Linked DNA regions of Homo sapiens: regions 1 and 2 are each linked to region 3. A link is a loop called in an ENCODE intact Hi-C map of the cell type or tissue named here. Cell type or tissue: PC-3. All regions are shown on one strand. Links, peaks and the distances in the headings refer to the core of each region. The heading gives the core; the rest is flanking DNA. Region 1 overlaps ZDHHC14 (zDHHC palmitoyltransferase 14). Region 2 has its middle 66 kb from the start of SNX9. Region 3 overlaps ZDHHC14 (zDHHC palmitoyltransferase 14).

What was found. Peaks named below come from ENCODE experiments on the same cell type or tissue, not always from the same donor. Only the 100,000 strongest peaks of a DNase experiment are listed, where the experiment ranks them.
Region 1: a loop joins it to region 3, with 9 times the contacts of the local background. A loop is called at or near these places in 7 of 110 quality-filtered maps.
Region 2: a loop joins it to region 3, with 6 times the contacts of the local background. A loop is called at or near these places in 2 of 110 quality-filtered maps.

Annotation. Positions count from the first base shown.
Region 1 is chr6:157,661,417-157,671,356 of GRCh38, forward strand. The region is part of intron 8 of ZDHHC14 (zDHHC palmitoyltransferase 14); the gene reads left to right. Among named protein-coding and RNA genes, the nearest start is that of MIR3692, 140 kb to the left of the region's middle. RefSeq lists enhancers at 7,951-8,558, 8,559-9,164. In PC-3, for the core only: a CTCF peak has its summit at 5,958 (motif pointing left); a DNase peak (open chromatin) is centred at 5,935; H3K27ac peaks cover 765 bases.
Region 2 is chr6:157,752,427-157,762,366 of GRCh38, forward strand. No RefSeq gene overlaps it. Among named protein-coding and RNA genes, the nearest start is that of SNX9, 66 kb to the right of the region's middle. RefSeq lists silencers at 371-665, 2,891-3,185. In PC-3, for the core only: CTCF peaks have their summits at 4,391 (motif pointing right) and 4,599; a DNase peak (open chromatin) is centred at 4,425; H3K4me3 peaks cover 340 bases.
Region 3 is chr6:157,608,333-157,618,272 of GRCh38, forward strand. The region is part of intron 3 of ZDHHC14 (zDHHC palmitoyltransferase 14); the gene reads left to right. Among named protein-coding and RNA genes, the nearest start is that of MIR3692, 84 kb to the left of the region's middle. RefSeq lists enhancers at 7,697-8,198, 8,199-8,698. In PC-3, for the core only: a CTCF peak has its summit at 5,938; DNase peaks (open chromatin) are centred at 4,799 and 5,089; H3K4me3 peaks cover 1,358 bases; H3K27ac peaks cover 2,500 bases.

The sequences.
Region 1 (9,940 bases), core at 4,550-7,049, 53 kb after region 3:
ATTCATTATATTTTCCTTTCTCTGTGCCCACCTCTGCCAGCTGTGTCCCCACCAATTCAAGGGAAGTTTCTTCTTGGTCTAATTGGACACCAGTAAGAACAACAGAATAAGATAATCCTGAAAGATGATGGAAGGAAAAGCTTTGCAAATAGCTTATGCAGTGGGGAGTGGCAGAGAACAGCTGTGGGGTCAGAGCACCTGGGCTGCCTCTGACCTTTGCTGGCCCTGACACTTTGGGGCTGGGTGATCTTGGGCAAGTCACTTAATCCCAAGAGCCTTAAATTCCTCAACTGTAAAATGAAGAAAGTTATACTGAGGTTCACCTCCCTGGCCTGTAGTGAGGATTGACTGAGATTCTATTTCCTCTTGCCATTACCAGTTTATGACCTAATAAACTGGAGGAGCTTTTTTTGTTTTATTTTTTTGAGACGGAGTCTCGCTGTGTCGCCCAGGCTGGAGTGCAGTGGTGCAATCTTAGCTCACTGCCACATCTGCCTCCTGGGCTCAAGCAATTCTCCTGCCTCAGCCTCCCAGGTAGCTGGACTGCAGGCATGCACCACCATGCCTGGCTAATTTTTGATAATCTTGGAAAAGCATAAGCCAGGACCCCAAATCAGAACTTTGTGCATGGAGTAATGGAAGAGTTATTGTCCCCAGACATGGCACACCAGATTGCAAATTAATAAAGACAGAGAATTATATTTATATAGAGCTTTGCAATTTACAGAGCACTGAGACATACATTTTCTAACTTACCCCTTTATTTTATTTTATTATTTTTTTGAGACAGAGTCTCACTCTGTCGCCCAGGCTGTAGTGCGGTAGCACGATCTCTGCTCACTGCACTCTTGACCTCCCGGGTTCAAGCGATTCTCCTGCCTCAGACCCCCACATGGCTGGGATTACAGGTGCGCGCCATCATGCCTGGCTAATTTTTGTATTTTTAGTACAGACAGGGTTTCACCATGTTGGTCAGGCTGGTCTTGACCTCCTGACCTCAAGTAATCCGCTCGCCCTGGCCTCCCAAAGTGCTGGGATTACAGGCGTGAGCCCCCGCGCCCAGCCTGGAGGTGGTTTTTAAACGTTCAGTTGAATGTATGTGCAAATTCCCCTCACAGGGGCTCGCACACAGGAGGCTCATAACAAATATTAATTTGTTCCAACTTCTTTTCCTCATTCCTTCCGTCCTCCAATTTTGCCACATCTCCAAAGACCTCCACCCTGGATGTAAAACTAGGAGCTAGAGGGAAGGAGTTCTCTTTGATGTAGTGACATGTCATGGTTCCTTGAAGTTATGGCCATGGTGGGATGAAATTAATCTGTGAACCCAGAGACAGATGTCATGGACATTCAAGCCATCAGACACTGTAGGCAAGTGCCTATGCACTTTTCCAGGAACTATAAAAAATTTTAAGACCTGGAAAAAAATTACAAGCTCTAAAACATGAAAAGAAAACTGCAAAATCAAAATTGATAAATGTGTAATGTCTATGAGACACATGAATGTGTTAACTTCATTAATTGTTAAATTTAGCACTCATGAAAATTTTATGACAGTTTAGAAATGATTTGTAGGTTGGGTTTTTCTTACTTCATCAGAATCCCCAAGCACACATATGATTACATGGAAATCATTACCAATTACAAAGTAAGTTGCTCATAGATGGATAAATTTAAAAGTCTAATTAGCTTGGAGTCCCATGCCCTCCCTACACTGCCTTTGCTGTGAGAAACCCAGGTTGCTTCTGGAAGAAGTCCTTTTGGTCTCAAGGCTTCTACCCCCCTGGGAGTGCCCCAAGCGCCATGAGAACATCGGCAGGAGAGGATGAGATGTGTTCTGTGTGGCCCCACAGGTCACATCTAGGACCAGAGAGTGGGCCTGGGATTCAGACTCTACTCAATCCAAGAGGGAACAGCCCAGGACGCAGAGCTCCTAGTGGACAGGAGTCCCCACCCAGAGATGTCAGACTTGGGACAGGGAGCATCTCCTAGCAATGCTGGACAGAGGACTTCAGCATTGGTGGCAAGGGCCGAACATCGACCTTCAGGGTCCTGCCCAGTGGAGGTCCCCTCCAGCAGACTCTTCTCTGTCATCAGGGCTTTGAGCCCATTGTGTCTCATCAACAGGCCAATATCACCAGCAGATAATGTTCCACTGGACTGTACATTTACCGGCCATTCAGGCACCTGGCGAACAGGCCTTTCTGTTGCTTTGGTTCTTTATGGGCTTCTGTGGTTTAGGGACCGTGCTCACAGGACTGTGGAAAGCACGCAAGCAGAGCTGGCGCTAAACGGAACATGAGGCCCGATGCTCTTTCCCGACTCTCCTCTTTGCAGTTCATCCACCTTCACACCGACACGGGGCTCACCACTTCCCAGACTATACCACATGGACATACCACATGCTGTTCCAAGCCTTCCACGTACATAACTTCTGCTAACCCCTCACAGCACCCCTCTGAGCCTGCTACTAATATTATCTCCATTTTATAGATTAACAAAACCGGAGGAGGGAGAGCTTAAGTACAATTTTCTAACAGAAACGTCCTAATTTGACCCCAGAGCCCATGCTTTTAACCCTATGCTATGCACATCAATAAAGAAACATCTACAGGGGTGACTGTGTGTAAAGTGATTTTCAGCCACACCCTTTCAGTCCCCACAACCCATTATCCTTACCCACGCTCCCCTGTGAAAATCTGCCCAGAGGATAGGTCCCTGAGGCTCTGTGCTTTTTCCTTCAATATCTCTCTCTCAGCTCTTCAGACTGGATAATTTCTTTGGATCTCTCTTCATGTTCACTGATTCTTCTGCCATATCCAATCTACTGCTAACTTCATCCAGATAATTTTTCATTTTGCTTATTGTGCTTTTTAGTTGTAAAATTTTGATTTGGTTCTATCATATTTTCCCATTTCTTTGTATGTCTATTAATATTTTATTGACTACAGGACATTTTAGATATGTGGTATAGAGACTCTGGATTTTGTTATCTTACACCAAAGAGTGTTGCCCCTGTTACAGCAAGCAGTTCAGGTACTGGCTAGTCACCTTGAACGTGTGTGGGTTTGTATTATGTTTCGTTAGTACAGATCTGTGGAAAGTTCAAAGTGGTTTCCAGACTTTTTTAATTTGTTGGAACTCAACCTCCAAATTCTGTCTTCTCTGAAGATTGTTTGGTTTCAAGCTTTGTTAGGATGGGTCTAGGGTCTTACTTTAGGGCATGATTCTTACTCCTAAGGCACAGCCTTTCTGATGTCTTTGGGATCCCGGGGATGTGAACAATGTGTTGGAGGTGTTCATGACCTCAGTGTCCCTAATGCACTACTTTTCTCAACCTCGAGTATCTCTATTTCTCTTTCAGCCACATCTCAGCTGCTATCTTATAAGCCTTGGGGCAGGGGATTCTCACCCTGCACATGCCCAGCGCAACCCTTGCCTACAGCCCTTGGAACCTCCACTAGGACTTCTGGTCCTCCTGAACGGACCAGAACGGCATCCTCTTCTCCAGTGTCTTGCCCTGGAGATCCAGCCACTTCAGCTTTCTCGCACTCTGACCTCTGTTTTCTCTATAGCTGAATGACTATGGTCTGCTCAGACTCCAGCTCTGTGCAATGGTTGGGGAACTTTCCCCAAGAAAAGAATTGGTTGGTTGTGGGGCTTACCTTGTGAGTTTCCCTTCCCTCAGGGATTACAGTCTTGCATTGCCTGTGGTGCACTACTGGAAACCATTTGCCTCCTGTACTTTGGCCAGTTTCATATACTCCCTTATATACAGGCTGAATGCTGGTCCAGTATCAGTTCTCCATCATTCCTGGGAGTAGAAGAGAAGCTTTGTCTCTATAATTAGAGGACATGTTACAACCCATGTTGCCATATGTTCCAGACATGGGTTGTTTGCTACCCACTCTACCAACAATAAACACTGAGTTAGCCGTGGGGTGTGACTACTCTGACCTAAAGCTGTTTCCAGTGTTTACTTTGAAGGAGGAGCCTCTGGAGACAGATTTAGCATCAGACTCAGCATGTTCATTTGCAGAGGAGAGAAAGGCTGGTGGGAAAGAGGCCCCAGGTATCTTTGGTCAAACTTTTGCCTGCCATCTTATTTTAGGACCAGTATCCGGATAAGAAAGGTATTTCTTGAATGATAGAAGACGTGCTCCTAAGGAAATATGCAATACTTTAGAAATTAGAGATAAATGCTTTATAATTTTACGTCTAGATAAGCACCCTGATATTGCAGGTCAAAAAATTAGATAAATATTGATAGAAAGCTGGCATCAAAGTACCTAATGAGGTCTTATTTATTATCTCAAAAATGGGAAAATTCAGTGTTAGTGTATCCTCTCTCACAAGTGGGGGATGGGGGTGGTTATTCAGTGCCTATGAAATTTTCTCTCTACTATAAATTCTCAAGGAAGAAAATGTTAGGGAAGCAACAATGTGACATCTAAAGCAATAATGTGATGGGTGTGACCACAGGTGTCTCTTGCCATCTGAACTCCTATGAAATTTCAAGGACCCATACTGGAAGTATGTGCAGATAACCCAGAGCCAGCTGAGGACCACATTTTCATTATTGCTGCTTCCCTCATTATTGGCTTTTATTATGAGCTAACATTGAAGTTCTATCTAGAACAATGTATATGCATGACATACTCACGACATCCAGTTATGATCCACTTTTTAGTGTACACACTTCATTTGATTGTCAAATAATTTAACTTTTGTATAGCATTGGTGTCATCATTTATGCTTATATCTGGCACTTGTTGCTACAAAGGTCCTTTGGGATCGCATGCTAAATGCAAAGATAGTAACATGGTACATAATTGCTACAATTTTGTTTTTAGAAAATCATTTACTGTATTTACTTAACCTAACATTTTAAATACCCCAATCCAGTATCAAAACAAGATTAAACCAGCAGTTGCATGATTTATTAAGCTAGTATTGCAGAAGAACTCTCCATGTAATCTGAAAAATCAAATGTAGTAGGAAAAAAAATAACTTAGGCAAACGTAAATGATAATGTTAAATAAAAGAATACAAAAAAGCTCTCCTTCCAACCTGCACCTGCATTTTAGGTGGACTTTAGAAGACTGTGGTGTTTCTGTAACTGTTAATAAGCATTCATAAGACCCCAGAACAGAGCTTCACAGCCAAGCAGAAATACATGATGCGTAACTCTAATGCTTTTGACAGAATTGGAGCAAAAGAAATAAATAATTTCACTCATTCTTAATTTGTACACAGACCATCTAGAAAGCTCCTAGTTTTGCTTTTAGTAGCATCTGTACACTCGGTTTTTTCAGACAAGACGTCAGCTAGGGTAAAATAAAATGTATTCCTACATGAGCAATTTTATTTGAGAATCTGCAGAAACAGGAATGATCTCTATGGCATTTTTAAATTGTAACATTAAGTGCTAATGTGTATGACTTCCAGACATCTGAAGCCATAAACTTCTTTGCAAGTTACATGCCGACACTTCATTTGGGCAGTAAATCAGCTGTCACAGTGACTTACTGCAATGACAGCAAAAGCTCCAGCACTCCAGACAGTGGGATTTTTATGCTGCCAGCAGAAAGGTCTTTTCATAGACACTCTTACAAGAAATCAAAATTCTATTCTATTAGTATCCAGCATTCGGCCAATTTTTGACCTTAAAAATTGGTAATGTCATATGATTCAACCTAATATTTGATACATATGAACTTTTAAAAGGTTGTTTTGGAATAAAAACATGAGTATCTCAGTTTTCTGTTCAGAGTAGATGGACTATCACTGTCAGATATCTAAGTGGTCAGCTGTTTTTCCTTAGGATTATATAACTGGTTAGATCAATTCAAACATAACCAACGGCTTCTTGGTGTTAGCCGGGATGTATGCACAGCCACCAAATTGTAAGAGAGAAAAAGCGAGCGGTGATGTCTCCCTCTACTGGTGGAAGGTAAAAGGGTCCTCAAATGAAAAGCCAGGAAGGCTGGGTAGCGGAGGGAAAAGGGTTCAAAGTAAAAAAGAGAGAGGTAGAAAGGAAGAAACAAAGAAGAAAAAGAGAAGACGGAAAAAGGAGAAGTGGGAGAGAAATCAATGGGGAAGAAGGATAGAGGGGAAGAGAGTTGGTGAGTCCAGAGAGCAAGAAAGTTAAGTAGAAAAGTCAACAAGAAATGGGCAAATAAGAATTAGAAGCAAAGGTTTAAAAAAAAAAAAAGGGAAGTGTAAGAATATTTGTCATGGCCATCTCCACAGTAACCCTGAAAATACTGGCCATTTTCCCCCATGACTTTCTCAAATGAGAATCACAGCCATGAAGGTTTATGAACCCATCGCCCTTGGAATTCTGGCAGAGTGGAAAATTAGGAAAAGCTCTTTTAAAAAAATCAGGTATCCCTGAGTCATTTGATATCTAAGTTTTTTCTAAGAAGCATATGTTCAAAACAGGCGACGTTTTGAGAGCGTTTAATGAGAATTGTAAATTCCAGTCAGTAGAGTCATTGCACTACCCTTGGTTGGAATCTGACAAAACTCTGCTCTGTCCACGCCAGTGCTCTCTTCTGAGCCAACAGGAGATTTAGATGGGTGACACCCTGCAGAACAGAGCCTGGTCCCCGTGTGCCCCAACTGAGATTTGCCTTCTAAATGGAAATCAGTTTGAATGTGGCAAAGTGTTTTCAAAGCTGTGAACTACACGCAGGACTTAGATACTTAGGTGCCTGATGCCAGTGCCCCTGCCCCCTGCTGTCATCCCAGCAGGAAAGCTGGGGAGGGCACAGAGAGTAGGTTCATTATTACTACAAAAGCAGTCCCTCTATCAGGGGAAACACCCATAGCTAGACTTAGATAGACAGTCATCTTTTAAGATGTTTAAACAAATCTGTGTAGAAGAGGTGCTTATCATCAGATAAGTCAGGGTTCCAAAGAGTCATTTGGAAAACATTTCTGAGTGACTTCTATATAGATTTTTTAAATTAAATGGCTTACGGGCTAGGCACGGTGGCTCAGACCTGTAATCCCAGCACTTTGGGAGGCCGAGGAAGGCAGATCACTTGAGGTCAGGAGTTTGAGACCAGCCTGGCCAACACAGTAAAACCCCCATCTCCACTAAAAAAAAAAAAAAAAAAAATACAAAAATTAGCCAGGCATGGTGGTGCGTGCCTGTAGTCCCAGCTACTCAGGAGGCTGAGGTAGGAGAATTGTTTGAACCCAGGAGGCAGAGGCTGCAGTGAGCCAAGATCGTGCCACTGCACTCCAGCCTGGGTGACAGAGTGAGACTCCATCTCAAAAAAAACAAAACAAAACAAAAATTAAATGGCTTAGGCTAAACTTCTTCTTTCACAAATATTATTTCACACCTTCTTCAAGTCCTTAAGCTTCACCCTTGACAAACTCAAGAGCATTTCCAACAAGGTCCTGGCCAGTGAGGCCCACACAGTGTTTGCTACAGTTCTTAACAAGTCGTAGGTACAGCATGGCAAAGCACCAGTAGGTATGTGCTGGAGTGGGCCAGGTTTGGAGTGGTCTGAACCATGCCATGGGAGACCTCCTTTAAGAAAAAACAAACAATATGCAGAGAACGAGGCCTTGGAAAGAGGCTGTGTAAGTAAAGGAGCCTGAAGCATCATTAGCTTCCCAGTAAAGCCACCTCTAGGGCTGTTATCTTTAAGTTAGCAAAGGGATGTTTGCAAATGGAAGTCTCCGAAGGTGCACCCAACTCTGCATCAACCCCAACAGGGAACACAGTCTCTCAGGAGCTTAACCGACCACTGCCGACAGCCACCTTATCCGAGAAGGTTCTCGTGGGTGTGCAGGAGCTCTTTGCAGGCTTAGGTGGCAGAGAGGTGATCAGGGGAGAGGAAAAGGGCCAGCAGCTGATGGAGTAGTGCAAAGTAGAAGAATGCACAAGAGAGGGGTGGTGGGGGGGGAAGACAGAGAGTGGAGGAGAGCCCACCTCTCCCCAGAGAGGAAAGTTGAAAGAAACAGAGGGTTGAGGCGAGCCCACCTCTTCCCACAGGGAAGGTGAAAGAGACAGAGAGGGTTGGAAGGAGAGGAGCCCGCCTCTGCCCTCAGGCTCCTACTGTGTGACCTTGACTGTCTCCTCCAGCTCCACCCTCGAACATATTTTTCTGTGAGTCTGTGAGAGTCAGTCAGAAGTACTTGGGCTGAACCCTAAAACAGAATTTGCCAATTAGTCTTCAGTAGAGAAGGCTTTCTTCAGGTCAACAGAGACAAGCAAATCTAATTTGCCATTTCCTTGTTCCTTAGAGCCAGGGGGTATTGTGTGGACAGAAAGCATTAGGATGAGTGAGGGCTCCAGAGGGGAAGCTTGAAAACAAGATGCCTTGGTCCAGCAAGGGCGCTGGCTTGCCAGCTGAGCTCTCTGAAGCGGCAGCTCCGCCCTGGGCTCATTCCCAGGCCCGGCCTGCTGGAGGCTGTGCGGAGTTACAGGAAATGGGAGTGCCGCTGCGGCTCAGCTGCCTCTGTCAGTAAGAATACGAAACGGTGATGTTCATAAAACATTCTTTGCAAAGCACAGTCCGTCCAAACCCTGGTATAGTTTCCAGAAGACGAATGTTTAATCAATGAGGCTGCTCTGCCTCTGCCTCTGCCCTGTCAAGACTGAGCCCATGTCCTGAGCAGAGCTGACAGCATGGGAGAGCGCCCGCAGCCTACACAGGCCACAGCTGTCTGCAGCCTGCTCAGTAGCCCCCACCGGAAGGGACCTGCACCCTGAGCTGAAATTCCCTGCAAGAGCAGAGAAAGCTACTCTGTTGCCCACCTGACAGCTTGGAGAAGCACCGCCGTGGCACAAATGATTGTGGTGATGAGTGGAAAGGATTGTTAACGCTTCACAGTCAGCCCCTTCCAAGTACTTTTTATTTATTTATTTATTTAGAGACAAGGTCTTGCTCTGTCGCCCAGGCTGGAGTACAGTGGCGTGATCTCAGCTCACTGGAACCTCTGCCTTCTGGGCTCAAATGATTCTCCTACCTCAGCCTCCTGAGAAGCTGGGATTACATTTGTGTGCCACCATGCCCAGCTAATTTTTGTATTTTTTGTAGAGATGAGGTTTTGCCATGTTGCCCAAGCTGGTCTCGAACTCCTGAGCTCAGGTGATCCTGCCTGCCTTAGCCCCCCAAAGTGCTGGGATTATAGGCATGAGCCACTGTGCCCGGCCGCCTTCCAAGTAGTTTCTAATGGCCTTTCCTTTCCTCCAAATAACCCTACTCCCCTCCCCTCCCCCGCACTTTGGCACCTTTCTTTCCCAAGCCTTCCCCAGCTTCTCAGTGTTTTGCAATTGCACTGTCCAGGCTAAAGCCACAGAAAAGCAAGGATCTTCGTGAGACTTGCTTGCCCTCTTCATAGCTCCACTATGAACTTTACTCTTGCCTAGGACCTAATCTTTGAGCATCTAAAGCCTGCAGATTCTTGAAGACTGCAGCCCCTCAACCTTCTCTTCTAGGCTGGAGGGTGGCTCAGGGTGGCCTACTACTTGTGATTTTAGAAAGAAACCCATGAGGCTGGGAAGGAAGTGTGCACTGCATGAAATAAGTGCCTTAGGATCAGCAGCTTTGGGTGAACTTCCTCCCTCCCCTCAAGGCTGCGTTGTGCATGTTGGCTCTGCACCGCTCTGTGGCTGCAGGGGTATGAGCAATGGCAGCTCTGTGCGAGTCTCTTATCAGGAAGAGGTCGGAGCACCTAAATCACAAAGCCATTGGTGAGTGGTTCTTCAGTAACTCTAGCCTTCTGATAAAGAGGAGGAGATAATAAGCCAAATAACATTTATTAAGCATCTGCTGTGTCCAATGTGGAATAGTGGAAAGAGGTCTACCCCAGCTCCAAATCCTAGATCCATCCCTTACTTTCATCTGTAAGGTCTTGATCGAGCTGTCCAACCCATCTGTGCCCCAGGGTCTTCATTTGTGAAGAGGGGAACAGG
Region 2 (9,940 bases), core at 2,955-5,454, 140 kb after region 3:
TGTGGCAGGACAATAGGGTAATAGTGGGGAGAGGGTCAGCAGGAAAACATGTGGACAAATGTCTCTGTGTCATAAACAAGGTTAAGAAAAAGTGCTGGGCTTTGATGTGCACATACAAAAACATCTCGGTGCATTAAAGAGCAGTATTGCTGCCAGCATGTCTCACCTCCAGCCCTAAGATGTTTTTCTCCTATCTCAGTAGATGGAATATACAATCGGGTTTTACACCGAGACATTCCATTGCCCAGGGACGAACATGAGATAGATGCCTTCCTCTTATCTCAACTGCAAAGAAGCCTTCCTCTTCTACTAATCCTCCTCAGCACAGACCCTTTACGGGTGTCGGGCTGGGGGACGGTCACGTCTTTCCCTTCCCATGAGGCCATATTTCAGACTATCACATGGGGAGAAACCTTGGACAATACCTGGCTTTCCTAGGCAGAGGTCCCTGCGGCCTTCCGCAGTGTCTTGTGTCCCTGGGTACTTGAGATTAGGGAGTGGTGATGACTTTTAACAAGCATGCTGCCTTGAAGCATTTGTTTAACAAAGCACATCCTGCATAGCCCTAAATCCATTAAACCTTGAGTCGACACAGCCCATGTTTCTGCGAGCACAGGGTTGGGGGTAGGGTTACAGATTAACAGCATCTCAAGGCAGAAGAATTTTTCTTAGTACAGAACAAAATGGAGTCTCTTATGTCTACTTCTTTCTATATAGACAAAGTAACAGTCTGATCTCTCTTTCTTTTCTCCACACAGGATAGATCTTATGTTAAGTGTTCTTGCCATAGTTTTCTTTTTAGTGGCAAAAAAAAAAAAAAAAAAGAGGGAGTACAGCAGCTGTGAATAGAGATTATAGATAATTATGGATTCTTGTTTAGCATGCTTTCAGATTGAACTCATTATGGTCTAACCAAGGGGATTTAGTCTCATATAAAAAGAAGTTCACAGGTAGAGCAGTTTCAGGGCTAATTCAGTAACTCAAAAAGGTACTTCCATTTCTTCAAGGATCCAAGTTGTTTACATTTCTTCAGTCTACCAGACTCAATAGACTTATTTTGCCTCGGGCTGTTTCCTTTCATCATCACAAGGTGGTTGCCAAATCCCGAGATTAAAAACAGCCATGGTTAAGTCCAGAGAAGAACAAGGATCTGTGTCTTTTTTTTCCCTCTATTTTCAAAGGAAGAGAAAAAAATCTTTCCACAAGCCTCCAGATTTCCCCCAGTGTCTAATTGGCCAGAACAGGTCACATATTCCCTCCTAAGCCAGTCACTGGGACCACCATAATTGCCTGGGGTCATCAAGATTCTGCTTCTGTAACCGCCCAAGGGGTTCACCTTGCCCCGCTGCCTAGACAGAGCCAATTCATCAAGACACGGGAATTGCAATAGAGAAAGAGTAATATACGCAGAGCCGGCTGTATGGGAGACTGGAGTTTTATTATTACTCAAATCAGTCTCCCTGATCATTGGGGAGCAGAGTTTTTAAAGATAATTTGGTGGGTGGGGGAAAGCCAGTAAGCCAGGAGTACTGGTTGGTCAGAGATGAAATCATGGGGAGTCAAAGCTGTCTTGTGCTGAATCAGTTCCTAGGTGGGAGCCACAAGATCAGGTGAGCCAGTTTATTGATGGGGTGGTGCCAGCTGATCCATCAAGTGCAGGGTCTGCAAATATATCTCAAGCACTGATTTCTAGGAGCAGTTTAGGGAGGGTCAGAATCTTGTAGCCTCCAGCTGCACGACTCCTAAATCATAATTTCTAATCTTGTGGCTAATGTTAGTCCTACAAAGGCAATCTAGTCTCCAAGCAAGAAGGAGGTCTGCTTTGGCAAAGAGCTATTAGTGTCTTTGTTTAAACTATAAACTAAGTTTCTCCCAAAGTTAGTTCAGCTTACGCCCAGGAATGAACACAGACAGCTTGGAGGTGAGAAGCAAGATGCAGTCGGTTAAGTTAGATCTCTCTCACTGTCTCAGTCATAATTTTGCAAAGGCAGTTTCACTTCTAGGACAGAAAATGGGAAGCACAGATAGGATAGAAACCTGGACAAGAGGAGGATTCTACTGGAAGGAAGCAGTTGGGTGGCTGCATTTTTTGGATGCTTCCTGTTTTGAGACATAAAAGTGCTTTGTTGAAGGTGGGTCTGTCTGACGTGCGTCACACATTGTATGAACTGAGCAACATGCATGTTGTGAGCGTGGACATCAGCACGTCCTAAGTCTGCTCTGTGCCTCTGAGTTTCGAGAGCAAAATTTCTGAGTGAGGGCTCTCCCTCTCACCTGTGCAGCTATCACAACCTCAAAGCATCCAAGACTATGGTCGGAATAGCAGTGCAGGTGTTACAGGAAAGGGGTCCTGATCCAGATCCCAAGAGAGGGTTCTTGGATCTTGTGCAAGAAAGAATTCAGGGTGAGTCCATAGAATAAAGTGAAAGCAAGTGTATTAAGAAAGTAAAGGAATAAAGAATGGCTACTCCATAGACAGAGCAGCCCCGAGGGCTGCTGGTTGCCCATTTTTATGGTTGTTTCTTGATGATATGCTAAACAAGGGGTGAATCTCATGTCTCCCCTTTTTAGACCATGCAGGGTAACTTCCTGACATTGCCATGGCACTTGTAAACTGTCATGGTGCAGGTGGGAGTGTAGCAGTGAGGACGACCAGAGGTCACTCTCGTGGCCATCTTGGTCTTGGTGAGATAGGGCCGGCTTCTTTACTGCAACCTGCTTTATCAGCAAGGTCTTTATGACCTGCATCTTGTGCTGACCTCTTATCTCATCTTGTGACTTAGAATGCCTTAACAGTCTGGGAATGCAGCCCAGTAGGTCTCCGCCTCATTTTACCCAGCTCTGTATTCAAGATGGAGTTGCTCTGGTTCGCATGCCTCTGACACCGGGAGAAATTCTCCCTCTCAGCCATCTCTTTCCTAGTGGCCTCTCTCAGCATCATATGTTAGTCACTCCTCCCTTCCTGGTAGGGAAGAGAATGCCTCCGGGTTAGAAAAACACCAGCTGAGAGTTTATAGACATTTCTCTTTGAACATGTGGAACAACAAAGACTACTGATAGACTGTTGGGCATAATTTTAGAATTTGCCTTATTTTGTCAAAGATTAAAGAAAGAAAAGGCCACTTTCCCACTATTCGATTTAACTCAGTCGGATTATACGGTGACAATGTCACTCACTGATTTAAGCTTGAATGTGAGAGATTTAAAAGCAATGGCTTGAAAGGAGTTGTTTTGCATCTTAAAAGAAACCACGACTTCAGAGTGATTTTGATTTTCCATTCCTACAAAGGAAGAAACGAAGCTAAATGCTTTTAATCCTAAAAGTGCCCTTTCAGAATTTCTGGGATCACGGTTGCAAGGCAGAAGTGGAGAACTACCCATTGGATGCCTCTCCAGGAGTCACATCTGTCTCCTCAGACTTTGATCTTCTCAGACATTGCTGGAGAGGCAGGGACAGAAAGTTCAGATGCTACGGAAAGACAGTGTGGGTCAGACCACACAGTGTTCCTTTGAAACTCCTGGCTTACTGGCTTTCCCCCACCCACCCATCAAGTGTGTCCTTTGAGGTGAGACATAACATCAGCTGACTAACAAGATGTTTGCCAGTAATCACATCTGATGACAGTAAATGTCAGTCTCCCAACACAATTTCTATTTTATTTCATTAATACCATCCTCAGTGGTTTGCTTGAAAGGGTTAAATTAGCTAGGCATGGTGGCTCATGCCTGTAATCCCTACACTTTGGGAGGCTGAGGTAAGCAGATCACTTGAGGTCAGGAGTTCAAGACCAGCCTGGGCAACATGGTGAAACCCTGTCTCTACAAAAAATACAAAAATTGGCTGGGCGTGGTGGCAAGTGCCTGTAGACCCAAGTACTTGGGGGGCTGAGGCAGGAGGATTGCTTGAACCCAGGAGGTGGAGGTTGCAGTGAGCTGTGATTGTTCCTCTGCACTCTGCACTCTAGCTGGGCAACAGAGTGAGACTCTGTCTAAAAAAAAAAAAAGAGTTAAATTGGAAAATGTATGTCTTGGTGCTCTGTAAATTGCGAAGCTCTACATAAGTATGATTCCCTGTCTTTATAAATTTGCAATCTGGTGTGCCATGTCTGGGGACAATAACTCCTTCATTGCTCCAGGCACAGAGTTCTGGATTGAGGTCCTGGCTTCTGCTTCTCCAAGATTATCCAAATTTCTTGCTCCTTGAAGGTGGACTTTGAGGACCAGCATCACTTGTGTACCCCATAGCTTCTAATGCAGCAAGCAGGGAATAGACACTCCAGCAAGCAAGTGAATAAGCAAAGAAAACCAGGCCCCCGAGACGCAGGCGGATCCCCAGGCGGATCCCCAGAGGCAACAGAGTCAAATATGCGGGAAAGAATCTGATTCCGGCCAGCAGAGGGCAGGAGCGAGAGGAAACTGGGCATCTCAGCAACAAAGCAGGCTGTGCCAACCTGCGGCCGAGGGCCAGATCGCAAGCCCCGGTGCAGAGAGGACGCCGGGAGAATCCAGCTAATTCTGACAGCCTTTCCCTTGGACTTTAGCTGTAATGTGTGTGTGTTCCATTATCTCACACATCACTGCACTGAATTCCACTTCAACTTCCACCCCCTCCCCCCACCAGGAGCTGGCAGTTAAGATATTTACCAAGATGGTGCTGCCTCTCTAGTAAAACTCAGGAGGATTAAAATAATAATAAACAAACCGAGAGAGGGAGTCCAGAAAAGTGGACTAGGAAGCACAACACAGAAGCAGCTTCAGCACTGGAAAATATTCAGTCGTAAGAATCACCATGCATTCCCTCAGTGCTTGGCAGCCACTTTCTCACTTGAGCCCCATACTCTTTGTATGAGGTATGGGGTGGCTACTTGTGGAGTGCTGTGTCTAAGTCACCCTGCATGGGAGAGGCAGCACCAGGATTCTAACTCAGGATCCTGGGGCCTTATCCACGGCACTCTGTTACCGGGGACACGCTCATTCACTCAACAAACCTTCACGGACTGCCCATCAGTTCTTGTGCCAGGTATACAGAAGGGAAGGACACGGTCCTGTCCTCCAAGAGCTCATCCTCCAAAAGAGCATGGATACTAATAAACAGTCACAGTTTGGTATGACATGGCCATGACAGAGAAGAGTCACCCAACGCAAACTGGGAGGGCCAGTGAACATTTCCAGGAGGAAGTGACAGAAGTTGCCCTGCTGATGACCTCAGTGGCACCATTCATTTTATCACTATGTACCAGAAAATTGTCATAATCTACAGTGACCTCAGATGTGCACAGGGCACCCTCCACCTCTTTGCAATGCCCCTTGCACAGCCATACTGGGAAGCTTGCAGCTGAACCAAGCTTTGAAGGATGACTAGGAGCAGGCAATCAAAGAAAGGAATAGGGGCTAGGGCTGGCGTCGGGTGGAGGGATTCTGGGTGAAGGGGTTGGCACCAGCATAGGGGGTAGGCCTGAGAAATGTCCCCACAGCTGGAGCGTAGGTCTCAGGAGGAATGGTAACAAGAAGACTAAGAAGCAGATGGGGAGGCCAGGAGTTTGAGGAGCTTGGGCAACATAGCAGGACCTCGTCTCCACAAAAAGAAATTAAAAATTAGCCGGCCATGGTGGTGCATGCCTGTAGTCCCACTTACTCAGGAGGCTGAGGCAGGAGGATCACTTGAGCCCAGGAGTTCAAAGTTACAGTGAGGTGTGATCTCACTGCTGCACTCCAGCCTCCAAGGTCTTCAGAGCAAGACCCTATCAAAAAAGAAAAGAAAAGAAAGAAGAAAGGAAGGAAGGAAAGAAGGAAAGAGAAAGAGAGAAAGAAAGAAAGAAAAAAGAGAGGAAGGAAGGAAAAAGAAAAGAAAGAAAAAAGAAGCAGATGAGGCCAGGTCACCTAAAAGGCCTTTTCTACCATGCCAAGGAGGCTAGATGTTACATGGAATGCTATGAGGGTCTTTGGGAGAATATTATACAGGGAAATGGCAATATCATAAATGTGATTTCAGAAATATCATTACTCTAGCAGCATGGAGAATGGATTCGAGAGCGGCAAGTCTGGGGATAGGAGAGCAGTGAGGAGCTTCCCGATGATCCCAGAGCAAAATGACAAGGGCCTGGGGAAAAGACACTCTTGGTGGGGGCAGAGGAAGGGGAGGCTTCCGGAGTTGGGCAGGAAGAAGAACAGATCAAATCTACCAACTAAACAATGGTAAGTGGGAGAGGTCAGGGGTAAGGATGACTGAAGGCTCTGGCTGGGGTCACTGGGCACATGGTGACACCATGTCCCCTGGATAAGCCCCATGAGGGTGGGACTGTGGCTGAGTCACAGCTGTATGGTCAGCACGTGTAGTGACTAGCAGGTAATGGGTGTCTGAGAAGTATTTATGGGGTGAACGCTAGCATGGATGCCTGCGTGAGCAAGACAGGTAGGGATGATGGAACCTGTTGAGTAGGAGACGCCTGAGAGATGGTCACAGGAAGCTGTGCAGCAGGAAGTTGCACAGATGAGACCTGAGTTCAACAGGGAGACCTGAACTGAAGGCAGGGATCTGGGAAGCAGCGGCATTCACGTTCCCAGTGAGGACAGTGGAAGAAGACCTCAGGTCCTGAAAAACACCAACAGCTGAAGGGCCAGCAGAGGAACCTGTGCCCTCAGAGAAGGTTTAAAATCATAGCAAGGAACAATGATGGTGTTGAGAGTTTCAAAAGACAGGAGTCTCTGGGAGGCCAAGTAGAATAAGGAGTGAAATTTACCTATTGAATTTGGCAACCTGGACGTCAGAAGTCACACGGCCCTGGCTGGTAGGAATTCTGAGTCATGCAGGCTGCGGGCAGGGGACCATGACATCTAGCTGAAGCCATGCAAAGATGGGGCCTGAGAGCCAAACCAGGCTGTGACATGCTAGAGCTGGCCCTGATGGGCCCAGGAGCACTCATGGTTAAATTTTCAGGAAATTTGCAAGCTGGTTGTTAAACACAGCCATTATTAAAAATTAAATGGGTCAGGCGCAGTGGTTTATGCCTGTAATCCCAACACTTTGGGAGGCTGAGGCTGGTGGATCACTTGAGGTCAGGAGTTTGAGGTCAGCATGGCCAATATGGTGAAACCCTGTCTCTAGTAAAAATACAAAAATTAGCTGGGCATGGTGGCGGGCGCCTGTAGTCCCAGCTACTCAAGAGGCTGAGGTGTGAGCTTTGAGTCCAGGTGGTTGAGGCTGAAGTGAGCCATGATCATGCCACTGCACTCTAGCCTGGGCAACAGAGGGAGACCCTGTCTCCAAATAAATATAGAAATAAATAAGAAAAATAAATAAAAGTTTAATGATATAAACTTACAAATTGAATAGATTATACTAAAAACAAAAGTAATAAACACTTAAAGCTCATCACTTCCTAGTGATCTACACTTTACTATTACCTATGCCATCAAAGTTTGTTTTTTTTGTTTGTTTGTTTGTTTTTTGTTTTCTTTTTTAGATGGAGTCTTGCTGTGTTTCCCAGCTGGAGTACAGTGGTGTGAACTTGGCTCACTGCAACTTCCACCTCCCAGGTTCAAGCAATTCCCCTGCCTCAGCCTCCCGAGTAGCTGGGACTACAGGCGTGCACCACCACACTGGCTAATTTTTTTTATCTTTTTTTCAGTAGAGATGGGGTTTCACCATGTTGGCCAGGATGGTCTCAATCTCCTGACCTCGTGATCTGCCCACCTTGGCCTCCCAAAATGCTGGGATTACAGGCGTGAGCCACCACGCCCGGGCCATCAAGGTTATTTACATCTGCGTGTCTGAGTGGAGGAAGCATTATATAACCCTGTTCTGCTGCACATCTCTTTCCACCTCTGCGTTCAGTGACTTCTTACTGACAGCTGGAAATTGGCCATGGGGGCAGTATTTACACCACAGAAATTGGCAAATGTACATTTCAGGACTCTTCTTCCAGAGAGCCTGTTGTGCACATTTACTAGCACACCATTAAAACCAGGCCACAGGGTGTCACCATCCACATTTCTCCCCCAGAGAGTGTCCAAAGGTTCAAATCGCAAAGTAGGGAGCTCAAGTCTGAGCCAGAGTGGCCTCTATCTCAATCAGTCTGGTGAGGCTGGTATAGCAGAGCTGGGGTGACAGCCAAGCGTTTAGACAAGGACAGTTCTTAGCCTCAGGAGATGCCAGTGTCACAGCTTCAGATAGCTCTCTGTCCAGGTGCAGGTGCAGGACCAGCCAGTGAGGGTACAGAGGATATGGGGACTGGGAGGAAGTAGTTTCCGGTTGCCTGACCTGACATTCAGGGCTGGATTTGAGGCCCAGAAGAAATCTAGGATCAGGGCAGACGCCAGCTGGTGGCCTGGTCACCTACACTGGCCTGGGTGGGGACAGGGAGTTGCACAGACTGACTCCCTTCCTACTCCCTCATGGAGAAGGGTCTTCAACACCTTTGCAGGTCCTTCCCATTGCCCCAGGCCTGGCTGATGCAAGCAGGTAGGGAGCGAGAGGGCAGGCTGGGGAAGGCAGTGTCTGGCAACACAGCCGGGGGAAAAGAGATTTATTTTACAACAACAACAAGAAGACTAATAAAAATAATTTTGAAAAAATCTGATGGATAACATGAATCACCCTCGTATGAATCACTAGTTACACTTGGTGGTGTACCAAGGAGAAGGAGAGAGCTGTGGGAGTCAGGGTGCATTGTCTGCAGAGAATTTAAAAATAGGAAGAAAAACACTGCAGTGGTCTGCTTTCTATTATCGCCATGTGTGGCGATTGTAAACAATGGCAGACCCACCCCCACACCACTGGTTACACCCCAGACATGCATTTTTGCCTGTGTTCTAGGTAATCAGTTGATTGTATTAGAACAGCTGACACATTCTTCTTTAGTTCCTTTTTGTGGCATTAGTTTCATAGAATCACTTATTTTGGGGGAATTGGAGGCATGTCTTGTTTTTCCATTCAGACAACAACATGTATCAAGCGGTCTATGATGTGCTGTCTGTCAGTTGCACTTGGAGTTCAAGAGCATTCTTAAAGACGCAATTTGTGTTTTGGAAAAATGGGTAGAGAGCCTTGTTTTGTGTGTGCGGTCAAATAAGTCAGAAGTTGGTTATGAGTCACCACTCTCCTGCTAGTCTAGCATTGTACCCTGCACAGCAAAAAGGGGTTGTAAGCATTAAAAGGGGGCTTTTGAAAAAGCACAGGATATGGAAAGGCGGCCTAGAAGCAAGTTCTGGTGCACGTGAACCGTGTGACCTCAGAAGCCGCATCCCACTGAGCTGTTCTGAGCCTCGGTTTCTCCATTGGTAGAATGGGGCTAATAGTACCTGACCAGCTGTTCCCAGGCTACCGCCAAGGGCCCGTGGAAGCAGGTGCAGGAAGGGATGACGCACACGTGAGCTCTTAAGACAGCTTCAGTTCCTCAGGATTCAAGAAGGGGGAAGGAGAGCCCAGGGCCAGCACATCTGGGGAGGTTCAATATAGATTTAGGTCTGGAATTTCCATTTTCACTGCAGATATGTTGTGCTGAGAAAAGTTCGAGGGCATCAGAATGAAAATTGGAACTTGAGAAACTGGATGAACGTCGCAGCAGGAAGGGAGCCGGGCTGGAGCTCTCTGGAGTGGGGCGCACCGCAGGGAGCACGGCCAGAAGATGGGAGAGGTCACAGGTGGGGCCGTGCCTCTCACAAGCTCAGGGTGCCCTGTGGGGCCGGGAGGGGCAGAGTACAAGCTCAGGGTGCCCTGTGGGGCCGGGAGGGGCAGAGTAGGTCTAGAAGCCGCTCTGGGGGCAGTGCCCCCACCATCACCTGCCAACTGGCAGATCTGATTGTAGCCAGAAGCCTCTTCTCTTTTCACTGGGTTCGTTGCAGTTTTCAAGCGTGCAGTTCCTTCTATGAAGGAAGGTGGTAGAAAGCCTATGAATCCCACCAAAGCTTCCAAAGCAGATGGCCCTGTGGCCTATTTCTG
Region 3 (9,940 bases), core at 4,390-6,889:
GCCTGCAAAGAGCTTAGAGATACCCACCGAGAAGCACAGGTGGATTAGGAGGCACCGGTGGTACAGGGAGGTGAGTGACACAACGGCAAAGTCCAGCTCACATGGGAGCATACGGGAAAGATGCCCAACCTGGAGGAAGCAGCGTCCCATCTGGGCTGAGCTCTGGTCAGCCAGGCACAGAGAGGAGAGCTAGCAAGAAGATGCTGCTGTGCAAGTGGGAGGATGCCTGTGCTGAGCCCGGGCAGGAGAAGATGGGCCTGCCCGAGGGACCAGAGGTGTGGCTGACGTGGAGACTCAGGTCAGAGTGAGTCAGTGTGGCAGAGAGGGCTGCAACAGGCCAGGGGGTAGGCAGGCACCTTATAAGCCACGCAAAAGAGTTTTGATCTTATCTGAGGACAAGAGACAAAAGTGGCCTTATCAAATGCATGCTTCAAAAAGTGTCCTCTGTCTCTCCAGCAGAGAACAAACTGGATGGTGGCACGACAGAGCCAAGGAGACGAGAGGGGGGGCTGTCCCCACAGGGCGGGACAGGGCACTAGAGTCCAGGCCAGGGCAGTGGCCAAGGAGACAGAAAGATGTGGATGATTCCAGAAAAATTTCAGCCAAAGAACTGACAGGACTTGATACTTCATTAAATTCCTGGAGTTGGGGCAAAGGAGAGTGCTTGACCCCTCTGGTTCCTGAGAGCATGGTTTTTTCCCCATGCTACCAAGTAATGCTTTTAAGGAAAAGTAGAGTTCACATATTTTAAGTGGATCATGGCTTGGTGACCTGAGTCTGTAAAGTATGTAATTCAGTGTAACTACCTGGACCCCTTGGGTTCTTGGTCCAGAAGTTGATCTGTGGCAGCCTAAAATAAACATGAGGACCTCGAAACAGTGGGATCAGCTCCAAAGAGCCAGAGCTGAGCACTGCCTGTGTCAAAAGGTGCGCACCTGGAGGGAAAGCGAGAGGTGGGAAATGGATGTAGCAGCAATGGCACTGGACAGGAGAGGCCTTAGAAGGAGCCGAGGGCAGCTTGCACTGGGCAGAGAAGTCCACGGCTGGCCCTGAAGGAGAAGCTGCTTTGTGTAGGGTGATGGCCACTCCAGGAACAGCTGAGGATGATTGCCAGGGCACTCAGGATGCTCCCTTTATCCAGAATGTCTTCCCATCATCATCTCTCTCTTTTGCCCGGTGATCTACAATTTACAAAGCAACGTCATAAAGAGCAGGAAGAGTTTTGTGTTGAGTGAGGTAGGTTGCTCGAGGGTCTTAAATAAGAAGTGCCATCATGTGCCACAAGTGGGGAGTCCATCTTCCATTCTGCTCTGAGCAGTGAGTGTCTTTCCCTGTCTTGTGGGGTCACAGAATAGGGACCAGAGGAGGTGGCCGGGCACTGAGCTTGCAGATGGTGGCCCAAGGAGTAAGCAAGCCCTTCAGGAGAGCCGGTGGACAGCAATGGAATGCTTGAAGGGGCTCTGTGCAGGGGCTGAAGCCAGTGGAGTTGGAAGAAGAGCCCAAAGTGTCAAGGGGAACAAGCAGTGGGACCCAGAGGCAGATCCAGCCTGGATCAGGGTCTGCTCACCCAGGCCTGCCTTAAAGTAGCAACAACTCCTTGGGGACAAAGAACTGGGGAGTAATCTCACAACATACTTTTTGGAAATTTTGCCTCTGACTTTGTGGGGTGAATCATTGAAGTTCATCACAGAGGGGGCTGCAGGCCATCCCAGGGGAGTCCTTTGTTGGCATCATAGAGGCCCACGCAGTGACCCCCAACCACCTTAAATATTCACAGACAGCTGAACTGGGCAGATCCCACCCACGACCTGAGTCAAGAATCTACACCTGGGCTGGGCGCAGTGGCTCACACCTGTAATCCCAGCACTTTGGGAGGCCGAGGCAGGCGGATCATGAGGTCGGGAGATCAAGACCACGGTGAAACCTCGTCTCTACTAAAAATACAAAAAATTAGTCAGGCGCGGTGGCAGGTGCCTGTGGTCCCAGCTACTCGGGAGGCTGAGGCAGGAGAATAGCGTGAACCCGGGAGGCGGAGCTTGCAGTGAGCCGAGATCAGGCCACTGCACTCCAGCCTGGGTGACAGAGCAAGACTCCGTCTCAAAAAAATAAAAATAAAAAAGAATCTACACCTGAAGTAGAAACTAACTACCCTTCTGCCATGAAGTTCTGCAGAGCCTCCTTTTATCTCAACAGGCTCCACATTTCAGGTTCCTGTCGGTCACTCCTGAGAGTCTCAACAGCCCCTGGAGGTCAGGATGGAGGGAGGGGCTACACATTCCAAGAAGGAGAGGCAGCGTTGGCCCACAGAGCGGCCTTGGTCTCAATGTTGGACTTGGAGGACTGGAGCTTGTGGACAGACCCATGTTGTCCGAGCTCTCATCCTGAATGCAGAAAGCCAGAATGCAGATTTGTTCATTTTCAACAGATGACTGCAGGACCAACGTTGTCACAGGGGCCAGCATTCTCTCACCAGGCAAAGCCAGCCGCTTCTCTGCCTGGTATCAAGCTGCCTGGGCAGCCAATTCGTAATCAGAGTGCCAATTTATAAGTGTAGAATGAGAAATAGAACTGCCACAGGAAGCAGAATCACTGCCTGGTCGGCCCTGTGGGACTTTCTGGAGACTTCTGTCAAATATGCTCGTGTAAGACTGGGAGCCATGAATAAATGCACATTTTTGTTTGTTTTTGTTTTTGTTTTGTTTTTTGAGACAGGGTCCTGCTCTGTCTGCTGGAGTGCTGTGATGCAATCTCCACCTCCCGGGTTCAAGCCATCCTTCTGCCTCAGCCTCCCCGAGTAGCTGGGGCTATAGGCACGCGCCACCATGCCCAGCTAATTTTTGTATTTTTAGTAGAGACAGGGTTTCACCATATTGGCCAGGTTGGTCTCAAACTCCTGACCTCAGGTGATCTGCCCACCTCGGCCTCCCAAAGTGCTGGGATTACAGTCATGAGCCCCCGCGCCTGGCCAATATGTGTACTTTTAAAAAGTGCTTTGATAGAGGATTCTGATGTAAAATAATGCGTCTAACGTAAATTTTTTAAGGTATCACGTCTTTTTTATTCTGTGCATTTATTTAGAAACTGTTTATGACAAAAGAGTGAGATTACATGTCTAATACAGTTTTTTGGAGAGAGCATCCCTGGCCAATAGGAAAGCTTCAACAACAGAATTTCTGGGGCCTCCCGGGCACATTTTCATCCTGTTCTGGCTTTGTCAGTGATACTCAACTGCAGTGTCAGTGCCCAGTGCAAAGAGACCTTCTTCCAAGGCAAAGGTAGATGTGTGCCTGCAGGTTGGAGACGATCCAGCAAGGGAGGGTGGACTCTGGCCAAGTGCTCACCTTATTTCTGCCTGGAATTGTCAAACTGCAACTTAGCTTGAAAAATATATTTCTTCCATACCCAGAAAAGCCACAAGCGATTGCTTCATGAAAGTCTGTCTCTGTTCATCTGACTTTCCCTGTTTGTGCATCTTTTTGACCGGCTCCGTCCCTTTTGTGTGTGTGTGGTTCTTGGCTTTGTGGCTCTGACGAGTGTGTGTTTATACCTGTGTCTTGCTCCTTTTGCCTTCCGGAGTCTCTCTTTCTGCCAGGCTTATGTCTCTAGCTCAGACCTCTCCTCAGAGCTCCAGACATGCATATGCAGCTTCCCGCTGGACATGTCCACTTGGGGAGATAAAAGCACCCCAAATCATCTTTCCCCAGTGACCCCCCACCTTGCTGAGGGCCAGCCCCATTCACAGGCTACACAGACGTGAGGGTCCTACCGACTCCTTTCTCTGCCACACCCTGCTCACCTAATCCATCACCAGGCTCTGTACAGTTTGCTTACTAGGTGGATCCCAGCTTAAACCACTTCATCCCTTTCCTTCTGTGCACTGCCTCGGCCAGCTGCAAGCCGCCATCATCTCTCACTTTAACTGTGCAAAGGTCTCTCGGAGGACACCCACCATCCACTCTGCTCCTCATCTAATCCAGCCTCTATGCTGACATCAGAGTGACCGTTTCCAAACAGAATCTCATCACTATGGGAAGGAGGCCAAAATCCTTAACCTAGTATACAAGACCCACCTCTCTCGGCTTGCACCGTAGTCCTGCATGCCACCTGGGCTCCAGCCCCGAGGTCTCCTCTGGTTCCTCTCTGTTAATTCCTGCTCATCTTTCAGGGAGATGTTCAGGCGTGGGCTCCTCAGGGAAGCCTGCCACTGCACACACTTCCCATAGCTTTCTGTATGCTTCCTTCATAGCTCTGACCAGGGTTGTCATGGTATACACTGGGGATGTGTGGACTCGAGTGGCCGATGTCTCTGCCCACAGTTGGGTAAGCTTCAAGAGGCCAGGCCTGTGTCAGTTTCCCTTACTGTATTCCCAGCAGCCAACTCCTTGACTGGCATGCAGCTGCTCAGTTAGTATTTACTGAAGGAGAGAAGGGAGGGAAGAAGAAAAAGAGAATTTGATGCTCCTCTTGCTGTATCTACCTTCATGTCTCCATCGTAGTCTTCTCTCTTAGAGAAAAAAAAAAAAAGTATATTGCTTTTTTGGCCCTATGATGAGGTTAGTGTTCTCAACTGGGGGGAAAAAAAAAGCCTCGGGCACCCAATCTAAACTAAATGAAACCCATATCCTTCACCCTCAAACCTACCAGAAGCACAAATTTTAAAATGTCAGACTCCAAGAGAAATGATCATTTAAAAAAAATTAAGTCTGATCAAGAGCTAGTAATCCTTGCACAGTTCTGGGAGGGTGGAAATGCCATCACTGAAAATGACTCATGGTGTCTTTAGGTCTGTGACTGACGCAACCTACACGTGTATTTATCTACTCAACAGATATCGGAGGGCCTCACGTGTGCCTCCTACAAATTCGAATAAAACAGTAGCTTTCAAACTTTTTGTGTTTTACAGCAACTCACAGTAGGAAATACATTTTCTACTGGGATCCAGTGCACAGAGATGCACATAAAAGGCATGAAACAGTGCTTGCCTTTCTCAACAGAAGATGCCTTGATACTTTCTATTTTATTGTTTGTTTTTAGTGCTGGTCATGACCAGCTAAATCAATTTCATGACTCACTATTTGATCACAACCCTTAGTTTAAGAAATCCTGGAATAAAGCGTAATTAGAGTAGCTCCTTCTGAGTAGGCCAAGGATTCCATTGACTTATGCCGGGGTTAGCCCAGGGTGTCAGCCTGCCTGGGGCTGGGATTTTAGGTTGTATACCTCCGGGACCCTGGGGATGGCACATTTAGCATGCCACACGATAGGCACCTGTTGGCCTGCCTTCTTAGAACAGCTCAGTTTTAAATTCTGGTTGAAATAAATCATTTCAAGCAGCCTTGTTGGAGCAGTAGGCAGCCCATCCATCTCATCATCTGAAATAAGTTATTTCAGTTTCTGTGAACTAACCTGATAGGTCATCCATTCTTAACCTGGGGCCTAGGAATAGGCTTCGGGAAATTGTACCTAAAATGTGTGAGTGCACGAGAGTGAAGGGATCCATAGCTGTCATCAGAGTTTTAAACCAGTAAGGAATGAAAAAAAAAGTCTAAGAACGGTTGCCCTGGAGGCTATAAACAGTTTCTGATACTCTTGGAAAATAGTATTGAAAGGGCTGACAGTTTTAGTGTTTGCTGACTCTTCCTCTCGTGGTCTCCCTGATATTATATCCTTCTTCCTTGGTAAACTTGTTCCCATCACACCTTCACCCAGTCAGCCTCGCCCAGGCTAGAAAATGGCAGCTCTTGGCAAGCCCCCCCACCGCTGGCTGGTGCACCTGGGTGAAGACACCGCAGCTCTTGGTAGGGGGGATGGGGGGGCGGGGAGTGCAAAAGGCCAGGACCCAAGTTCAAGTCCTGTGCCATAGAGTCCTACATCCCATCAACAGTGCCCCACTGTGTGGTGTTTCATAAGGGAGCAGCCCCACCTCCAGGAACTTCACTCACAGCTGCTCACAAAAATTACAGTCAACTTTACCACATTTACTAGCTGACTGATTTACAGTCAACTTTACCACATTTACTAGCTGACTGATTTTTTTTTTTTTTTGGTTGATGTAAGCAGTGATCCATTTTAGAAAATGAAAAGTAATGAGGAAACTCAATATATAAAACAGACATAGGTCTAACTGCTGTAGTTCAAGGGGAAGAAAAGCCCCAAGGCTCTCCATAGAGAAGGGGCTGTTGACTAGGCCTTAACTCCGAGGAAATCACAACTTCCTCACTGTGTGATGTTCTTAGAAAAACTCTCTATAAATCCTCTCAGAAAACCCCATGGAATCGCTAGACATCGATCTGCCACAAATGGGAAAATCACATTCCCAGGCCGTAACACTATGGCAGTTAGCAGGGCCGGGGTCACCAGTGTGTGACCTGCTTCCTCACACGGGGCCCCAGATGGACTTCGTGTTCTGCTCTCTCCAGCTTGAAACTCTTCATGTTTTTTTTTTGTTTTTTTTTTGAGACAGAGTCTCACTGTGTCACCCACGCTGGAGTGCAATGGTGCAATCTTGGCTCACTGTAACCTCTGCTTCCCAGGTTCAAGCGATTCTCATGCCTCAGCCTCCCAGCTAGCTGGGATTACAGGTGCCCGCCACCACACCTGGCTAATTTTTGTAATTTTAGTAGGTGGGATTTCACTATGTTGACCAAGCTCGTCTCAAACTCCTGACCTCAGGGGATCCACCCACCTCCGCCTCCCAAAGTGCTGGAATTACAGGCATGAGCCACTGTGCCCGGCCAATTCTTAATGATTTTTAAGCAGCTGCCCCAAATTTTCATTTTGCCACGGGCCCCCGACATTCCATAGCCGGTCCTAACTGGTAGAACTTTGCCTGTTCTTTTGAGTGCCTTTGTTGAGAAAAGTAATTAAGGACCTGCTGACTGGACTGCAGTGACTCAGTGAAGTGCTTGCAGCTTTATGTGAACAACAAGAAACAAAAACAGCACACTGTATTTAGAGCTCCAGACGTCTGTGCGGACCCAAGTCTGCTGGCAGGGGTATTGATGTCGTACTTCGTCATTTCTGAGTGCCATTAGAGCCACCAACCTGTTCTGGGCCTAGGCTGGGTCTGTAAGCGCCCCTGTTCTCGTAAATACTTTATTTGTAGAGTTCCTGCTGCTGGGCTGGCCAGCACTTCCTCATTGTGTGAAATGTGTAGACACAATTGACTTCAGTTCTTGAAAAGTTTTATTTAGCTATGGAATCGTAGTATTTGAGTTGGAAATAACCTTTTATAGCATATCCGACTTGCTGAGGCCCAGAAACTGTGCACATCATATCACTAGGCAAAAGGCCAGGACCCAAGTTCAAGTCCTCTGCCGTAGAGTCCTACATCCTGCCAGCAGTGCCCATCATGTGGTGTTTCATAAGGGGGCAGCATCGCACCCTAGGAACTTCACTCAGAGCTGCTCACAATAATTACAGTCAACATTTGCCACATTTACTAGCTGACTGCATTTTTGTTTTGTTTTGTTTTGTTTTGTTTTGGTTGTTATAAGCAGTGATCCATTTTAGAAAATGAAAAATAATGAGGAAACTCAGTATATAAAACAGACATAGGTCTAACTGCTATAGTTCAAGGGGAAGGAAGAAGAGGTGAGAGAGGGGGCCAGAGGCCTGCCCAGCACCCAAGGAGCTCAGCTTGGAAACCCAGACCTCAGAGCACTCGGTTCTGCAGACACATTGGGGGTGCAGCCAGTGACAGGAGAGTGGGGCGCCAGCAGCATTAGGAACCACCCAGAGACTTCAGGCAAGAGGCTCCTGAGATGTCATTTGCACTGGAAGGCCCTGTTGGCAACAGTGTGGGGGACACATAAGGGGGGTGTCCAGGAAGATGTGACAGCGGCTCCTGCAAGAGGGGACAAGAGCCGGCACAGTGCAGTGGCCTTCAGACACTGGGGAGCAAGACAGGAGAGATCAGAGAGACCATGACCACCTCCTGCTGACCACCTGGATGTGAGGGATGAGGGGGCAGAGGGCATGAAATAAATGGGTTCCCCATGGGGGATGCCACTAGCAAAGAAGAGGCAGCTTGTGAGGAGGAGAGATTGCAGGGAGCTTGATGACCAGAGCTTGGGACCTGCGGAAGGGGAGGGCCCGTGGGACAATTAGGTCCACAAGTGTCCAGGGGGTCAGCTCACCCCAGGGAGATGCCAGGCCCAAGGCTGGAGCTGGACACTACAGAACCCACAGGCACCCTAGAGGACGAGCGGCCCTGTGCCCAGCAGGAAAGGCTGCCAGGCCACTCCACTCCCAGGTGCACCCTCCCTGACCTGAGTGTGTACCGTAGACCAGACCTCGAACTGAAGGGACAGAGGGATTGTGGAATCTCAGATGTATGCCCTAAAATCCCAACCACACACGAGGCAGGAGGAACAGATACTTCGGGGGGATCAGACGTCCGGGTGCAGGGACAGTGTGCCATGAGAATGTTGGGAGACCCTACAGATGATGTCTGGGTGTCAAACGCCCCTTCTGCACACCTGAGAGTCACTTTGCTTCTGTTCCATGTTAGGCAAATCGGGATGGTCAGGACTGTCCCAAGAGAACCAGACTGAGCCACAAGGACCTCTGATGGGGAGTGCTGGACCCTGGGGTTCCCTTGGCCCCCAGATCTCAGATTATGGACCATCAGAGCAGGAATGCCCTAGGGGTCTTCTGACCATCACTCACCTTTTAGAGGCGGAAAGCCAAGCACCATCGTGAATATTACAAGCATGAATGGCAGCCTCATGGAAAGAACCCTCCAGGTGAATCTGAGCATATACAGGGGAACACCTGTTCCTCTTACCTCATATAACAGGCATTAGTGACAGTCACGAGACACTGCAGTATGTATATCTTTTTATTACCAGATGAGATATTATGTGAAAAAACCCTTGAAAAGTACACAGTACGGTGGTACATATTTGCATTTCTTTGCTTGAGGGTTCCCTGAGGAAAGAAACACAGATATATATGGCCTTATATCTTAACAATAATAGTAACGAGGTTGCGTCTTCAGTTTCAACTCAGAAAAATGAAATGTCTCTGAAGTTTTCCAGAGGGTCCTCGTTCTTTTTGAATTTTTTAAAAAATGGGTTCTGCTTGGACTCATCGCAGTTGGCTTCTCAAGGGAACTGGCATCAATCCATGAAGCCGTTGGGTCCTGCTCATAGACACAGCTCTCTGTGCCCAGACGATGTGGACTCTTTGCTACAAGATCCCAGAAACGTATTTACTTTGGAGAAGCATGCCAATTGGGAATACAACTTTCTCACCATGTATACATGTAGTCAGAAGGTTTTGAAGAGCCTGAGAATTGCTAGCTTTCTGTGCATAACATGCCCATGAGACAACTCTATTCTGAAATCTTTTATTTTGAGGATAAATTGACTGAGGGTTCAAAAGATCTTAAATAACTGGACATGAAAGAACATAAGAGTCACGAGGGTGGGGGAGCTGGAAAAGGCGGTGGGCAGACATCAGAAGCTGGTTCTAGACACTGGCAATTCCATTTCTCTCCAAGCTGCTTTCCTCGCCTGTCCTCTGGGAATCTGTACCACCTCTGTCACAGGGTAGAGATCGAGTGAGTGAAATACAGAATGTGAATGAATATCGAAAACCAGAAAGCATTACAAATGCGTCAGCCATTCCGAGCTAAGATGGCACTATTGATTTCAAGACCCGTAATTTCTAGAGAGTCATTGAGAAGTTTCTGAGGGGTGTTGGATGATAGCACGAGTTTGTTTTTCAATTTTGCAAGATAATTTGTTTTATTCCATGGAGAATTAAGGAGAACTAGGCATCGTTTCTGGCCCTGCAAACCCAAAGATGGCGTAAGGTCAACGCTGAGGGGCTTGGGTGGGACAGGAGTGGCGTGGACTTACTGAGGACTAAGCACTGCTCACGTGGAGCTTATCTCAGAGTTTCACAAACGACAGGTGGAGAATGACCGAAGACC